Linked DNA regions of Homo sapiens: region 1 is linked to region 2. The links are chromatin contacts, found by Hi-C in ENCODE. All regions are on one chromosome and are shown on one strand. Each heading gives the region's core, a stretch centred on a gene start or an enhancer-like site at or near the end of the contact. The rest is flanking DNA. Distances are from core to core; before and after follow the strand shown. Region 1 has its middle 130 kb from the start of LINC03069. Region 2 overlaps LINC03069 (long intergenic non-protein coding RNA 3069).

Region 1 (2,709 bases), core at 168-2,667, 200 kb after region 2:
TTAAATGTTCCTCATTTATATGCAACCAATTCACAAAAGCCCACACACCAATCTGTAATGCACCTGGTATTGTGAGAAATTGCCAGTTTGGTAGTGTCATGTTTTTTCCCCCCACAATAAAAACTGCACAAGTTCATGTCCTTAGGGTGCAACAATCTCTTTTCCTTTTTTTTTAAATGACTCCCCAAAACAAGTAGGTTTACAAAATATAACAAATGAAATAGGTTCTAGTCCCAGTCTTCTACCAACACCCATCCAGGTATATTTTAGAGTGAGGATATCTAATAGCTCTCTCTGATGTGGCTTTGTACCACACTCGTACCAAACCACAATCTGTGTTAGCCTGCAAGAGCTGCCATAACAAAGTGCCAAAGACTGAGTGGCTTAAACACAGACATTTATTTTCTCATTGTTCTGGAGGCTGGAAGTCTGAAATTAAGGTGTCAGTAGGGATAGGATCTTCTGAGACCTCTCTCCTTGGCTTGTAGAGGGTTGTCTTCTCCCTGTGTCTTCAACTGGTCTTCTGTTTGTGTGCATCTGCATCCTAATCTTCTCTCCTTATAAGGGCACCAGTTATACTGGATTACAGCCTACCCTGCTGATCTTTTTCTAACTTAATTACCTCTTTAAAGACCCTATCTCCAAATACAGCCATATTCCGAGGTGCTGGGAGTTTGGACTTCAACATATGAATTTGAAAGGAGCACGCTTCAGCCCATAACACTCAGGCCTCTGACTACCCCCAAATTCATGTCCTCACATGCAAAATACATTCAACCCATACCAACAGCCCTGAATATCTTAACCCTTTTCACCATCAACTCAAAGGACTCTACCTAGAGCAGCTTTTAGGGCTGGCATTTGAAGAGGCAGAGAGGAATTAAAATAATGTGCCATTTCTCATCTGGGACTGGAGTTTAGGCCTGGCTTCCAGCACCAGGAGAGAGGCTTTGGCTAACAGGGTTATTTCCGCTGGAGAGATGTGGGACTGTCCTGTGGGGTTCTGCAACTCTGAACACTTTCAGAAAGGAGTCTGTTTCTCCTGAATCACTGCACAAAAGCTTCAAGGGTGAAGTGGTAAAACGTCTATGGAGAATGCATCTCCTATTGCCTCTTGTTCAAAAGGAACTGATCTTCTCTCTTCTAGGAAAGGAATACAGAGAGCTGATTCAGCTTACCAAGGGTAAAAATAGCTAAGTGGACAGCTTGAGCGAAACTTAGCAGTTCACCTGTTTTTCCTGTTATCGACTGCAGAAGAAAGTGTATCAAGGACTGCAAAGTTAGAAGCCACTGTAAAATCAGGGCTCTGTGTAAAAACCCTCTATCTGAAATTGAGAAGAGATGGCAGGCTGAAAATAGACAGCTGTTTCAGATGCTTCTCCTTGAACAGCTGCCAGGGGACCAGCAGTCAACAGGAAGCCTCGATGGCACTAGTTCGGGGAACGCACTGTAGCACGTGGCTGTCAGTGGGATTCCATCAGATCACACCCAAGGGGAAAAGGCTCGGGCTTCCCGTCATCATTTGCCAACTTTCCAAAGTTCAGTGTTATTTTCAGGCTAGGCCAAAGTGTAGTTGTGGGTCAAGTTCATTTTTGGTGGTGCAGGGCTGGGAACCTTTTCCATAAAGATCCACTTACTTAGACATCTATGACTTCTGAACTCTAACATTTGAATTTACAATTGAGTCCTTCAGCCCGGCTGACCATAGGCAAGCAGAACTTCCAGGAGGGTGAAAATAGAGAGATGAAGACAACCTTCATGAGCTGTGCCGCTGCAATGACAGTAAGCAGCGGGGGCTCACTCCTGTAATCCTAGCATTTTGGGAGGCCAAAGCGGAGGCTCGCTTGAGGCCAGGAGTTTGAGGCCAGCCTGGGCAACATAGCGAGACCCCATCTCTGCAAAAATATAAATTTTAAAAAAAGAAATGACAGTCTACAATCAGTTCTACTGAGGTGTGAAATAGCCATGTTAGGGATTTGATAAGGGAGGAGGGCTTTGGGGCTTAAGAAAAAAAATACACACACACACACACACACACACACACAAACACACACACACATTCCTTTTTAAAGAGAGACAAGAGACAACTTGAGACTAACAAACATGCCCCAGTTTGCCCATCCTCAAACATTATTAGATGAGTCTGTCATGTTGACAAATAGCCCCCACTAACAACAGGCCCAGCAGACAGCAAACACAGCAGTGTGTTCGATTCCCACTCCTCTCAAACGCAAATTGTGGAACACAGGAGGCCTGTACAGTGCACACATGTGGTCTAAAAATACCACGCCTGCCTTGTCTTTGTAGGGATTGCTTCCCAGGCGACAGAGGCCCTGAGGCCTAGGACCTACCCAGGGGAGGGGCAGGGGCCTCCGCCTGCACCAGAGCTAATTACTGGAGGACCTGGGCAGGCAGCTGCCGGGCCCTGCTCCCCATTTGTGAGCACGTTGCAAGGCAGTAGTTCTAACTTTAGAACCGCACTCTAAACTTTGATCTCCCATTGCGGCCTGGCTTTAGGCAAAACATAAACTTGAGAGCTGCAACATATTTTTTAAATCTTATTCCCTGGTACTTTAAGAACAAGGACAGGAATTATTTTCAAATGAGAATCTTTGACTGCATAACACAGGCTTCCAAAATTAAGCAGAAACACATGGCAGCTCTTATTATTAAATTTCCCTTGGAAAACAATGCTTTAAATTATGGGGA
Region 2 (2,700 bases), core at 77-2,576:
TCTGCCCCTAACTCCCTGAATTAGTCTCACCTATAAAAGTGAATATTCAAACCTGTATCTCAGAGTTAAACAGTCACAGGTGCATGATAGGAGATCAAGGATAGCTTTCATTATCATTATTGTGATTTCTCCTTCTGTATAATTTCACCAATAAGAAGCCTAGGACTTCATCAGCAGACTAATCTGTACTTGAAATCTCTTGAACCCAGGAGCCAAAAGACTCATACTGTCAAGGTGACATAGGGGTTTGCTGATTCATAATCATCATAAGACCTAAAAGGGATAGTTTAATTTTGATAGGCTATTTTTCTAAGGGTGGCTATTGGCTCACATTATTAGATAATCATGGTTCAATACTGTTCAATTGCTACCTATCAGAGTCATTCTTTCATATACATATGTTGTATTTCTTACTACGTGCCAGACACTGTTTTAGCCATTGAGAAACATTAAGAAGCAGTTTACTTTCATTTTAAATGAACACTTTTCTATAGAAGTTACTGTTTATTCTTGTTTGGTTTTTATCCCTTCTTTATTTACCATTTTCAGGAATAAAGATGTGAGGGTTACAAGTAAAAATATTCCATGAAATTTGCATTTTCTTCAAGTTTAACTGTTTTAAAAACTGTGATGGAAAAACTGGGAGTTCAGGAGGATTGAACCAGAGGCAAGAGCTCTGTGAACACATAATGACCTCCATGATTCAAACACACAAGTCTATCTGTCACCCAAGAGAAATGTTTAGACAGATTAGATACAAATGTGCCATGAATGCACCTTGTGTAGGCAAATGGTAAGACTGATTTTCCCTTTTTTCTTGATTGGTAAAGCCTAGAGAAGTTATCAATAGAACTTCATCTCAAAGGAAGTAATATTTTTACACAGACATACATTGCAGCAAATCCTGAACCTTGCTACTGAGGCACACAACAGTTGCAGATTTGGACACCTCTCTTGTTCAATGCTTGGCTCTGAGTGAGCAACTTCTCTGATGTTATAGGCCCATAGTTTTAAAGAAAATTAGAAACATATAATAAGTCACAGGAAGAGGAAGAAAATTTAACCCAGTGGTCTCTAAGTCCTCCTCTAAGAACTATACCCTAATCTTGCATAAAGATTTACTTCTAATTAACTTGCCAGTTAAGAGACATTCTCCCTTTTTGGCAAAAATCTGACCAAACAATCAGCTGGATATCCTGTCTAGACTTGACTCCAGCTTCTACCCTCAAAAAGGTCTGTCCAGATGCTCCTGACCTAACATGTGCCTGATGAACAAAAATACTTTAGCACAATTGTAGTTCTGTTGACCATTGTCGGTAATGGAGCTAATCAAGAGAACCAGGGGACTCATTAAAACTTTCTGCTGTATATTCATAGGCTGATTCATTTAAGAGAATTTTTGGAGGAGTAATAGGTAGATGAAAGGCTTTAGAAATATGCAGATGACTCAAGTCTCATAACCCTGGGAGTCAGACATGCACGCACAAATTCATAATGTGAAATAGCATGTCTAATGGAAGAACATTCATTAGTTAAGTTCAAAGGAAAGACTCAGATTTCACTTGGAAGAATGAGGGAAGACTTTGTATTTGCTGCTTTTCATTGTGAGCTGAAGAGTTGCCCCAGGAACCTGAGACTTTGAGCCCTTACCCAGGGATGTGAAGTCTGCATGGTACACACAGGTACCTGGGCCTCGTAGAGGGGAAGGGGGGCACATGGGGGTTTTCTGAGATTCATTCCATGCTCCACTCCGTTAACCATGTGCCCTGGCAGGAAGGGCTGTCCACCTGAAGAAAAGGCCATGGAACCATGCAGCCCTAGGGTTTCTAAGTTGGCTCTCCCTTCTGGGCAACTTTTTAAAAATTAAGTTTTGGGGTACATGTGCAGGATGTGCAGGTTTTTTACATAAGTAAACATGTGCCATGGTGGTCTGCTACACCTATCAACCTGTCACTTAGGTATTAAGCCCAACATGCATCAGCTCTTTTCCCTAATGCTCTCCCACCCCTGCTCTCCCCCAATAGGCCCCAGTAAGTGTTGTTCCCCTCCTTGTGTCCATGTGTTCTCATTGTTCAGCTTCCACTTATAAGTGAGAACATGTGGTATTTGGTTTTCTGTTCCTGCATTAGTTTGCTGCGGATAATGGCTTCTAGTTAAAGAAAATGTACATGTATACCATGGGATACTATGCAGCCATAAAAAGTAATGAGATCATGTCCTTTGCAGGGACATAGATGAAGCTGGGCAACATTTTCTAATTCACACAAAGGTACACCGATGCCCTCCTGGAGTTGTAGTATCTGTTACAAAGAGGGATGATCTGAAAGGCTACTTTTGCTTTGGGGAGAAGCCAGATCGAAAGCCAACAGGCTGCTCACAGGAATTTTCCATCTAGAAGTCCCAGAGAAAGAATTGAGATACCAGGCCCTGAAACTGAAGCCAGATAGGAGCATACAGGTTTAAAGCTGTGGATAGAAGGTAGAAGGGGTGAATTCTCTGAACTGATTGCTGAGCTGTGACTATAATGGGTGTAGGTGGCCTAGTTTGTGGGTGGGATGGGAGGTATCAGAGAGCCAGCTCAGTGGGGTCAGGTATAAAAGAGGGGCTAAATTTGGACTGTGTGATGGAGGAAGAAAATGAGGAGAGAGAATTTCACGCAGAGGGTTCACCTCTGCAAAAACTCCATGGGATGGAAGGCTA

What was found. A loop is a pair of places that touch in the nucleus more often than their neighbours do. Pooled maps may share reads with other maps.
Region 1: a loop to region 2 is called in a pooled map, with 2.1 times the contacts of the local background. The contact joins two enhancer-like sites. A Hi-C loop is called at or near these places in 4 of 37 single-sample maps with no recorded cell type and 4 of 50 pooled maps.

The regions. Positions count from the first base shown.
Region 1 is chr18:56,320,259-56,322,967 of GRCh38, forward strand. No RefSeq gene overlaps it. Among named protein-coding and RNA genes, the nearest start is that of LINC03069, 130 kb to the left of the region's middle. Within about 2 kb of position 1,418, at least 3 of the 41 ENCODE cell types and tissues checked have a DNase peak (open chromatin) inside an H3K27ac peak, as active enhancers do.
Region 2 is chr18:56,123,030-56,125,729 of GRCh38, forward strand. The region is part of intron 3 of LINC03069 (long intergenic non-protein coding RNA 3069); the gene reads right to left. All of the region lies in intron 1 of LINC01539 (long intergenic non-protein coding RNA 1539), which reads right to left. Among named protein-coding and RNA genes, the nearest start is that of LINC01539, 13 kb to the right of the region's middle. Within about 2 kb of position 1,327, at least 2 of the 41 ENCODE cell types and tissues checked have a DNase peak (open chromatin) inside an H3K27ac peak, as active enhancers do.